Linked DNA regions of Homo sapiens: region 1 is linked to region 2. Evidence: read pairs that join two places in POLR2A ChIA-PET (ENCODE). Cell type or tissue: A673. All regions are shown on one strand. Each heading gives the region's core, and the rest is flanking DNA. Links, peaks and the distances in the headings are about the cores only. Region 1 overlaps CRY2 (cryptochrome circadian regulator 2). Region 2 overlaps PHF21A (PHD finger protein 21A).

Region 1 (6,502 bases), core at 591-5,590, 110 kb after region 2:
TGCCAGCTAATTTTGTATTTTTAGTAGAGACGGGGTTTCTCCAAGCTGATGAGGCTGATCTCGAACCCCCAACCTCAGGTGATCCACCCACCTCGGCCTCCCAAAGTGCTGGGATTATAGGCATGAGCCACTGCGCCCGGCCCAGATTTAATCATTTAATTCTTGCAACAGCAACCTAATTTATAGGTGAGGAAACTGAGTCCCATAGCAGTTAAGTCATTTGTACAAGATCACATAAACCTTCAGCTGTTTTTCTTGTCCTAAGCGCCCTGCTCACTGCCTGAATCCAATTCACTTTTCAGGCCCCCTAGCGCAAACTTCTGTGATATGTTCCCTGATTGTTCCAGACCACACCAGCAGCCTTCTGCTAAGCTTGTATAGTCTGTATCATTTGTCCAGGAATTCTAGGTTATTGTTCCTTTTTATCTAAGCAGACTGTTCAATCCTTATGGATGGACAGCACATCACATTTTATATGTTTAATGCTCCCCCTTCTTCACCCACCTGCTGGCAACAATTTCATGTTGAATTGGACACCATTAGCTTACTGAGCAACCTTGACCCAGACATTTAACCTCTCTGTTCTTTGGTCTTCTCATCCGAAAATCAGAGTGTCAGCCTGGCAAGTTCCAAATTTGTAATACAGGATGAACTTTGCTTAGTATCACAGAGCTAAGAGATAACTGAGAGAGTAGTAGGTTGCTGGTACTCCCAGGAACAAGATAGCACACATCTGTCCATCAGCAATGTCTATGTCAAAGAGCCCAGGAAAGGTGAAGGGTGCAGGCATCAAATGCCCATCTCAGTGAGCACACAAATCCAGACACTCAAACCAGATGGCTGCGGCCTGGCCCTGAAGTAAGAGGGATCTGATAAAAAGAACCTATCAGCTCCATGGAGAAAAATCACCCTCCAATCTAATGACGAAGACATGGTGCATAAGGAACAGCTTGAGATGATGACTCAGAGGGGACAGGAATTTACATTTCCCCAAGAGTGGCATAAAAGGCCCTTCCTCCCTTGGGAAAGGAGAAGCCAGTGTTTTGATGACATTCAGGAGGCTTCCAAGATGAGCGCTGCCAGGGAGGTGCAGAGCTGAGGCCACAGGATGGGTGAGAAGGGAGGAGAGGCCGCAAAAGGCAAAGATGATGACAGACTGGGTCTACTGGTCCTCAGGCAGGGCTGGGCCAAGTAAGACACAGCACAGCCCTCTGTCCAGGCTTCTCAAGGTCAGTGCTGCCCTCCACTGGCTGGCCTATAGAACACAGCCTGTCGGAAAGCAGGGGGCCTGGAGCAGCCTCAGACCCTGCAATGCGCCTTTTCCCCGCTGCTTCACACGCAGGTCTCAGCTTTCTTTCTCTTGAGTGTGACTCATTTTAATAGGTAGAAAGCGCCACCCCTCAGCCCCCATGCCTCCCTTTTTCCCTTAGCTGGCAAAAAAATACAAAAGGGCTTGACTTTTAAATCTCTGATAAAAGTCAGAATGGTGGGATTTTTGAGCTGAAATCCTAAAAGTCATGCAGTCCCACCAGATTATTATTATTATTATTATTATGTTTTTAGAGATGGAGTCTCACTATGTTGGTTTGGCCAGGTTGGTCTTGTACTCCTGGCCTCAAGCGATCCTCCCACCTTGGCCTCCCAAAGTGCTGGGATTACATACATGAGCCACCATAGCCGGCCCAATGGTAAAGGTCACACAGATATCAACCAGAAAGTACTCATTCCCTAAGCCAGGATGGAACCCGGCTGCCACTGTAAAATGGTAAAGCTTTAGTGGCTGAGCATTGGGTGGTCCCACCAGATTTTCATCTAGTTTGCTATGTTTCAACCTGCAGCTGGCAGGGCAGTAGGCCCCCCCACTCCCAACTTCCTTCCTGAGGTTGAATCTAGGCTGCTGTCACTCACTCTCAGGCATCCTTGCTCGGCAGCTCTGGGGTTGGCAACTCTGCCACCCGGGCCCGTTTGCTGAGTTCTTCACCAGGTGGTTCCTCGGCTGCTTCCAGCTTGCGTTTGGGGGATGCTGGGCCACTGGGTAGTGGTCTTGGGCCTGTAGGGAAGCGTGTCAAAGGGTCACACAGACTGTGCATGCAGCCAAAATGATCCCACACTATGCAGCAGCAGCTCTTTAGGGGACAGGGAGCACACTTATCAATGGAATGCCAGCATGCTGCTCCTCAGACCTGCCCCTCGGCCTTGCTTTCAGCAGTGACTTTGCCTGGAAATGTCCAAGGAGGACATGACCAAGCAGGCCTGCTGGTAGCAGGACCAGCTTTTGGGCCCCAAATGGCATGGGCTGTGGCCAGAGACTGATTTGGCCTGCCTGCTGTCCTGCTTTGAAGGTGAGGCATTCCCTCTGCAACCCTGAATCAGCCTCCCCAAGCAGCAAAGAGCAGGGCCCCTGTGGAGGAGTCATGCTGCCCATGGAGGCAGCCTAGCTGGGCCAACTAGAAAAACCCGTGTTCTTCCCATCTCATGTTACTCATCTTCATCCCCAAGAAGGGAAGAGGCTCCGAATGCAGCGAATCTGTCCAGTCTTTCTCCTTGCGGCCACCACCCTGTCTGTGCTGCCTCCTCTCTGGCCTCCCTGTGCCCGCTCCGGCCTACACTGTCCAATCTCCACCCAGCAGGCCAGGGAGCTTTTTCAGACCTAAGTCCAATCATGCCCTGCCCTACTGACCATCCTTCAGTGCACTGAAGGCTGAATCCTAGTCCTCGTCTCGGACATCAGGCCTGCCACATGCTGCTCATGCTGTATCTTGTCCTCATCTCATTCCAGCTCCTCACTGGGACATGCCGCTACACTGACCTCCCTTCGGTTCCTTGAATGGACTAAGCTCGGTACTGTTTGTGAGCTTTTTCTTGCTACTCCCTTTGTCTGGAATGTTATTTTCTCAGTGTGTGGCAGGGCTGGCTCCTGCTCATGACGTGGGTCTCTGCTTAACAGAGGTGTTCCCTGACTGCTCCAATCTCAAGTGACACAGAAGAAATCCTTCTTTCCCAGTCCCTCTGTCAAGATACTCAACTTTCTTTTCCTCCAAAGCACTTGTTATCTGAAATGATCCAACTTGGTTTCTTTACTATCTGACTGCCCCAGGTGGAATATAAGCTCCACTGGGCAAGGCCTCCTTCTGGCCTCAGTCCTGAATGACTGAAGTGGTGGCACAGGCCACAGGAGGCCACAGGAGGTTGGTTGCTGCTGCTCACCTGCACTGCTCATGCTGCCAGCCTGGCTCGAGCTGGGCTCTGCCACAGGGTGACTGAGGTCTTCCACACAGGAAGGGACAGATGCCAGTAGACCTGGGAGAGAGGCGAGGAGTAATCAGAGTGCCGTCTCGCAGGATTGCAGAGGGCTACAGGGCAGGATGAAGCAAGTGGGGGTGGGGAGGGTAGGAGCAAGACACTGAGGTTCCATTTCCTCCCACAGCCCCACAACTACTCAGGAAGGCCCAGTTCATCCCAGCCTGCAGTGTCCCATACCCAGCGAAGGTGTCAACCTGAAAGACAGCACTCAGTCTCCCTTTGCAAGTATCTGGACATCCCCATCTGGCCCCCTGAGCCTGTAGGTGCTGTCCTTCCCTTCAGTGAGCTAGGTGTTTGTCTCCTTACAGAGTCCCCGGTAGCGCGAAAGCTGCTGGTAAATCTGCTTCATTCGTTCAATGTTAAGCCGGCTGGTCTCGGCATGGTTGACGATGGGCCGTGGGTAGTCCACACCAATGATGCACTTGGCTGCCTTCTGAATTGACTCTGGGGCATTCCAGGGCTCATAGATGTATCGAGAGGGGAACGCTTTCAATTTGGGCAGGTATCGCCTGAAATAAGATACACCAGATGACCCATCAGCATACCCAGACCCTCCTTCAAAAGGCCCAGGGTATCCCATCCTAGTAGGAGGCCACAGTGGTCAGAGGCCAGAGAGCCTGGTCTGTATCCTCACCTGATGTAGTCCCCACTGGGGTCCGTGCGACGGCCAAAGCCCACAGGGCAGTAGCAGTGGAAGAACTGCTGGAAGAAAGCACTGCAGGACAGCCACATCCAGCTGCCTGCGTTCACGCTGAAATCTGCATCCAGGAGCAGCTCATCAAATACCTAGATAGGGGAGGGGATGATCAGCCTCCTTGGGGACATGCAGCCATGTTTTTTCCCAAGTCACCACAGTGCCCCCAGGAGCCAAAACCCTTCCATTGAAGGCAAGCCACAGAGGATCTGGAGGGGATCTCCTGGACCCAGAAATCCCACCTCATCCCTCAGCCCAGAAGGGGGCTGCCCTTTGACGGGCCTGACCAGAGGGTACAGGCCAGCTTTTCGTTGAGAGAGCACTCACCCGGACCCCGCTCTCCCAGCTGACCCAGAGGTCCCCGCGGGTCAGGAAGCAGGCCACGGCATGCCGGGCCAGGTGGTGGATCCAGCCCTCCTGCCTCAGTTGGGTCATGATGGCATCAATCCAAGGGAAGCCTGTCTTGCCCTCAGCCCACTTGGCCAGGGCCTCAGGATTGCGGTCCCAGGGGATCTGGATGCAGATGGGGTTCCCCTCCATGCGGTCAAACCTGGGGTTGTTGGTAGCTGCCGTGTAGAAGAACTCTCGCCATAGGAGTTGCCCAAATAGGGAGAGGGGAGGTGTGCTGTTCCGCTTCACCTGAGAGGTAGGGGTGGCACATGGATACAAACACTCGCCCAGCTCTTAGCATGGTGCCTCTCAGGTCTCTTCTACAAAGGAATCTGGGCCCTCCAAAGACCTAGTGGCTCAGCTGCCAGATGTGGAGGGACTATCCCCTAGAAGTGGCACAGCATGCCTGCATGTGAAACACCCAGGCCCTGCCTGCACTGTGCCACTGCTCTGAGCAAGAAGAAAGCTACAGAGGGCCAGGCAGTGGGAAGGGGCCTCACCACAGGACTCTGCACTAGGATTCAAACTTCCCAAGACTGGTCATGTTCCTTGTCCTCAAGAGTTCCCTGTTTGGCTCCACCTTCTAGAAAGTCAAAAGGAATTTTCCTATCAGCACACATGAAAAATGCTCAGTCTAGATTTTGGTTGAATAAATTATACACACAGCCTGGATCTGGGGCCATAAGGTAATTAAGAAATCAGACCTCCAAGCAAATAATGACTTCCCTAAAGTCACAAGATTACTCACCAAACTGGCAAAGCTATCCCATGCCACAAAATCTCAATAATGGCAAGGATGAGGAGATAACATTTAAAAACCTAGATACAGCCAGGTGTGGTGGCTAGCATCTGTCACTTTGAGAGGCTGAGGTGGGTGGATGGCCTGAGCCCAGGAGTTTGAGATCAGCCTGGGCAACATGGAAAAACCCAGTTTCTACAAAAAAATACAAAAAATTAGCCAGGTGTGGTGGCATGCACCTATAGTCCCAACTGCTGGGGAGGCTGAGATAGGAGGATCACCTGAGCCTGAAAGGTTGTGGCTGCAGTGAGCTGTGATCATACCACTGTACTCCAGCCTGGGTGACAGAATGAGATCCTGTCTCAAAAACAAACAAAAAAACAAATGTAGACACAACGGCTAGGCATGGTGGCTCACGGCTGTAATCCCAGCACTGTGGGAGGCCAAGGCAGGACAATTGCTTGTGCCCAGGAGTTCGAGACCAGCCTGGGCAACATAGCAAGACCCTATCTCTACAAAGAATGTAAAAAATTAGCTCTACTTGAGAGGCTGAGGCAGAGGGATTGCTTGAGCCCAGGAGTCTGAGGTTTCAGTGAGCTGTGATCAGGCCACACTACACTCTAGCCTGGGTAACACAGCTAGACTTTGTCTCTTAAATAAACAACAGAAACAAAAAACATAGGCACAAGATGAGGTGATCCCTCTGAATGCTGACTGTGTTGCCCTCTCTCCTTCTGGGGACAGTTAACACAGGCTTATTTGCTTCTTGTCTGTATAGCACAGCCCTGTGTGCAGCCCCTCCACACCACTCCCTCCATCACTGATGGGCAACTGCTGTTCCTGGACTCCCCTTTTGAATGCTGTGGACACAGCTCCAGAGCGGGCAGCTATGCTCTTCCACTTCAGACTGGCTCCAGCCTCACCCTCTCCATGCCTCTCACCCTGGGGACCTCGCCCCTGTCCACCAGCTGCCAGAGGATATGCCACCTCTAGGGTCACACCTGAGGCCTGCTTTTCTGCCTGTCCTTCTGCTCTACATGATGGTCTGGGCTTCATTCTGGTGGGCAGTTCACTCTGTGCTTGGCTCTGCCCTCTTGGATATTGAGTCTTCTCTCCTCCTCCGGACTATCTGCACACACTTAGGCCCTTCCAGGGGCCATAGCCCAACCCCCACCCACCAGTGCCTTTTTTAGGGTGACTGACAAGCCCAAAAGGCCTGGCTGCAGGCCTTAGGTGCAATGTGGGCAGGTATGTCCCCCTTACCTTTTTATACAGGTCCCACAGGCGGTAGTAGAAGAGGCGGCAGGAGAGACAACCAAAGCGCAGGTAGGGGCTGAGGCCTGTGGGGCTGGCCAGGAGGGAGTTGGCGTTCATTC
Region 2 (5,000 bases), core at 1-5,000:
TAAAAAGGGAAAGAAACTATTTGTCTAATTCTTTGTGAATCTCAGAGAGTCTGGGGAAAACTTTCTAGTATCTTACAAAATGAAGAAAGTGCAATTATTTTAGCTAAGTATATTTTTATAGCTTCTGCCACCAGTATTCCTCCCTGTCTTCCTCTGTTAGAATTCTATCCTGTGTCTTGCCTGGACTATCCCCTCCAATAACTCCAGTGCAGATTCTCTTATTGAATTTTACTTGCATTAAGGAGGGAGTTTATCTTGAGTTTCTCTTCTGTGTGTTTGTCCATAAAATGGCATTCTGTGTTTTTGTTCATAAAATGGTGAAATCTTCACTTAGTTTCTGTTTCCATTAAACAATACATACATTTTACTCTAGATTGTAATTTTGTCTCTAATGTTATGACAGTAACACATCCCCTCTTCTTTAGAGGATAATTTTGTGGCACATTCTGAAGACTGCCCTGTCTCCTTCCTGCATCCTCAGCGTTGATGAATATTGGTGTGACTTATCAATGCAGTGGCTGAGTTTTAGTTAGACGGTAGAAAGTCTTTTTTTTCCTCTTTGAGTAAGTTCTGATCTCATCAACAAATAAACATTTCTCCAGGTTAGTTTTTCCATACGCGTAAAATTTAGTATCCTTGGTTTCATTTTGAGCAATTGGTGTGTCTGAAGACCCAGAAAGATTTTGAGTAAGATTTGATACCTTTCTGCATTTGTGAAAAGTTACAAGTCTCTATCAGCCTCTGGTATAAAGAGTGAAGGTTGTATTTTTAAATTGCATGTTGATTCATGGAAGGAATAAAAGGATGCATCTTTAAGGCAATACTGTGTAAGAAGATGTCTTGAGTGGGTGTGGCCCTCTAATAATTGATACGCAACAGATACTGCCATGTAGAGCACAAACCAGTGGAGTGACTGAATGTGTGAAAAAGCAGAGACTTGCAGCACTGACATCCAGTTGTGGAGGGCAGGGTCTTGGAGTTTCTTTTGAGAGAAGCTTTCTAAAATTTGTGGGAGCAATTTTTGATAGGAATAAACTGGTGGGTTGATTGGGTGGGGGCAGTCCTTCCGTCTCTCCGTCTCCCTTCTCTGTTGACAAAAGCCATGGAACGTGACTTAAACGGTGGAAAAACGAACCTGATTTTCTGTTGTATTAGACCTATAAAATTCCGTATTTTTCTTCAGGATCTGTCTTGCTGTCGTGTGAACACGTTGATAGTATCGCTGAATGTCACAATATTGATCACCGTGACTACCTGTCTTGGAAACTGTGACTTGAAGTGTCAGAGGCTCTGTGAACTCTTCTGCCTGAACAAGCCCTGATGAAACCCAGTGATGCGAATGTCAAGGGAATCTAAGGCTCCTTGTTACATGCTGGGTTTATGGAGCAGTTCTTGACAGATGGATTGAAGTGGGCGGTACTAGCAGTTCTGGAGGCCTGGCATGTTGGCTTATTGTTTATAGAAATATATTAAGAAGAAAAGATGATAAGTTATTAATTTTTTCTCCCTCTCTCCCTTCCGTCTTTGTTCTTTCCAGCTTTCTTTTTTCATTTCCCTGATTTTTTCCCTCTCTTTTAACTCTCATTAACTTATCAGTGAATGATGAATGGCCAGTTTGTGAAATTTAGCCCTTTCTCAAAGCTTCAGGATAATGTTCCAATATAGTTAGCTACATTTAAAGATCTCCATTATATGTGAATACCTTTGAAAATATCAAATCATGTATGCCAGTATAACCTTCGTCAGTGACCAGCAGCAGTCATGACGTCTTCATTTAAAACACATAGTAGTAAAAATATAGGCTCATCTCCTGTGGAGATGAGAGGATATCCTTTATATAGGGAGCAGTGAGAACCTTGGATGATACCACACAGCTAGGGTTTTTGAGATATTTTCGCCGTATTCTCTTGCTGCCACCCAGAAGTGGTACTGACCTAAATCCGGGGTCCCTCTGAAGTCATTTGAGTGCTGTGTTTGCCAGAGCTGCAAGACTGAACTAGAACGAGACTGGATTGTGAGACTTAGAAAAGCCAGCTAATATGCACAGCAACTCTCCTTTACTCCCAGTCCTTGGAAGAGCCTGCAGGGCCTCCACACCTAAGGAGCACCTCTGCTGCAGAGCTCACCTGGCTTTCAGTTACTGGTTTCTAAGTGCAGTCATCTATATTTAAGTGACAGAGGGCATCAGTGCTTCCTCAAAATCTTGATTTAAAAATTTTTTTTTTTCACAGATAGCAACAGACATGTATAACCACACACGCAGTATTCTAATCTGGTGAACACAGCAAGGAGTAAGGGACAATTCATTTCTGAGTGGCAGTTTGACATACCAACGCTATCTTTTAAAGAAAGCTTTACCCAGCTCATATGATCTGACCTGTAATGCAGAGCTCTCTTTCTTTTTCCTTTTTTTTTTCCCTCCTCTCAAGGACTGATGTAAGTTTGCAAGTATTTTGATCATGTCCCCCCACCAGCCCCCACCCCAAGCTTCCACGGCTTTGTTTCAGGCCCTGGGGGAGGAGCAGTTGTGAATGCAGTGTGACTCACTTGACTCCCACGCTCCTGATTCTGGTTCTGATTGGTCGTCACCTTGCTCTAGCCATATGGCTGAAGAGTAGTACTCTAGCCCGCATCCCTTGCTCCTGCTTTCCCTACTGTTCCCTTCTGTTGTACATGACATTGGAAATGGGTTCTGGGCTTTGTTTCTTGCTTCTAGTGTACTTTAGCTAGGCAGTGATTAGGAGAGCACATTGTGTTTCCTAAGGATGGCTGTAGAGGAGAAAAAAACACCCTTTCCTTTTGTGACTGGTATAGTAATTAGTTTCCTGTGCTGTTTTTGTCCAAAGTTTATTTTTTGGCAGGTGTCATGTTTATGTTGTATTATTTCCTCCTGATTTATCTCCTTCTTCTGATTTGATCTGTTTTGGGTTTTTTATTGTTGTTTTTGTTTTGTAAGAGCTCTTAGGGTTCCTTTCTCTGGCTGCTGATGCTGCACGTTAGCTAGTTCGTTAATATGTTTGATGTCTGATGGGGAGGAGGACTGAAGCAACTCTAAATAATTACTTAATTTTTAAATGTCTAAATGTTCTAGCAGTCACCAAGCAATAAAATTTACATGAGATTCTCAACATTATCTGCAGCACCACTGCTATTACTTTGCCTTCTCCTAAACTACAGCAGTTTAATTATTCTGCCTTTTATATTGGAGAAATAGAATTTTGAAGACTTGAAAGTTAACTTTATAAGCATTTGATATTTTATTAATTTGCATTTTTATTATTCTGCAGATAGTTTCTGCAAAGACTTTAAACTCTGCATCATTTAAAAAAAAATATTTACTCAGAGAGGCAGTGCTAGCAGAATATAATGCATAGCAGAATTTTTCCCCCCAAAATTGGCCTTTATATGATATTTTAGTTGTCTGAAAAGAATCAATAATAAAAATATTTTTCTAAAAACCTCTCAGCCGGGCGTGGTGGCTTATGCCTATAATCCCAGCACTTTGGGAGGCCAAGGTGGGCAGATTGCATGAGCTCAGGAGTTTGAGACCAGCCTGGGCAACATGGCGAAACCCCATCTCTACAAAAAATAAAAAAATTAGCTGGGCATGGTAGCACGCTCTTGTAGTCCCAGCTACTTGGTAGGTTGAGGTGACAGGATCGCTTGAGCCTGGGGCGTGGAAATGGCAATGAGCCAAGATTGTGCTGCCGCACTCCAGCCTGGGTGACAGAGCCAGACCCTGTTTCAAAACAACCAAAAAAAAAAAAAAAAAAAAAAAAAGAAAAACAAAAAGAGAGAAACAAACCAAAAAATAAAAACAAACAACTCTCAAGAGAACTTTTTTTTTTACTTAAAGATTTTAGAAATTCATTTTATACATATTTTAATGTTCAAATATGTTAAATGAGTAATCCACAGATTTGGATTCTTCAGAGAATATGGGGGATGAAGTTGGTTAGAGCCATAAGCAGGCATTTGAGAATTAACCTGGCTCTTATGGTTTCATCTAACTATTTAAAGCTCTTCATTCACTTCTTTTTCTTCATTCATAATCTATATTAGAAAATCACAATCTATTTTTATCAGAAATAGCACACCTCTGCTAATGAACTAACTTGAAAGTGTATGAGATATGAGAGGAATGCTGCTTATACCTTCTTCCTCCTATTAGGGCAGGAGAGTCAGAGCCCAAATATGGCCCCAAATAGTTATTATATGCTTTATGAGCCATTTGTTGGTCTTTGGTCCCACCACTTTACACATCAGGTAAAGAGAACAAGGACATTTACTGAGCAATATAGTTTTTTTTTTTTTTTTTTTTTTTTTTTGAGACAGGGTTTCACTCTGTCACCCAGGCTGGAGTGCAGAGTGCAATGGCATGATCTTGGCTCACTGCAACCTCCATCTCCTAGGTTCAAGCAATTCTCCTGCCTCAGCCTGCTGAGTAGCTGGGATTACAGGTGTGTGCCACCATGCTTGGCTAATTTTTGTATTTTTAGCGGAGATGGGGTTTCACCATGTTGGCCAGGCTGGTCTTGAACTCCTGACCTCAAGTGATCCACCCACCTTGGCCTCCTAAAGTGCTGGGATTACAGGCATGAGCCACCGTGTTGGGCCAGCAATATAGTTATAAGTGCAGAGTATAGTTGTGAACCAAATAAGCCCCTGCACTCATGGGGCTTACATGCTGTTGAAGTGTATTATAATAATGAAGGTATCCAGAAACACATTTCTCTTGGATTTGAGCAAGGCCTAGAAAGTTTGAAGAACTTTGACATTAATTTTTCACTCCACGCAGTTAAATCCCTACTCTGCCTAAACAAACGTGTGTACCGCCACAGAACCTGTCCCAGCAAAGAAGTCCTGCTCATGAGTTACACATTTCAGTAATTTAGAATGTGTTGTTTATATGGCATATTACTGGGATCAAGGTTTCTTTGTTTAACAGTCTGTTTAATGTTTTCAACTGGGACAGATACATGATGTTTGCTTAATAAAAA

Evidence for each region. Peaks named below come from ENCODE experiments on the same cell type or tissue, not always from the same donor. Only the 100,000 strongest peaks of a DNase experiment are listed, where the experiment ranks them.
Region 1: POLR2A ChIA-PET joins it to region 2 with 10 read pairs; 4 of 35 experiments call an interaction of 5 or more read pairs at or near these places.

What each region holds. Positions count from the first base shown.
Region 1 is chr11:45,867,640-45,874,141 of GRCh38, reverse strand. CRY2 (cryptochrome circadian regulator 2) reads right to left here. Exons shown (of 12, transcript NM_021117.5): 6 at 6,390-6,502; 7 at 4,325-4,636; 8 at 3,938-4,089; 9 at 3,610-3,812; 10 at 3,208-3,300; 11 at 1,909-2,050. The coding sequence ends at 1,911. Among named protein-coding and RNA genes, the nearest start is that of MAPK8IP1, 15 kb to the left of the region's middle. In A673, for the core only: a CTCF peak has its summit at 1,247 (motif pointing left); a DNase peak (open chromatin) is centred at 1,101; H3K27ac peaks cover 1,693 bases.
Region 2 is chr11:45,980,721-45,985,720 of GRCh38, reverse strand. All of the region lies in intron 6 of PHF21A (PHD finger protein 21A), which reads left to right. Among named protein-coding and RNA genes, the nearest start is that of LARGE2, 61 kb to the right of the region's middle. RefSeq lists enhancers at 2,389-2,683, 3,182-4,079. In A673, for the core only: no CTCF peak of the experiment used is centred there; DNase peaks (open chromatin) are centred at 1,370 and 2,550; H3K4me3 peaks cover 1,261 bases; H3K27ac peaks cover 3,254 bases.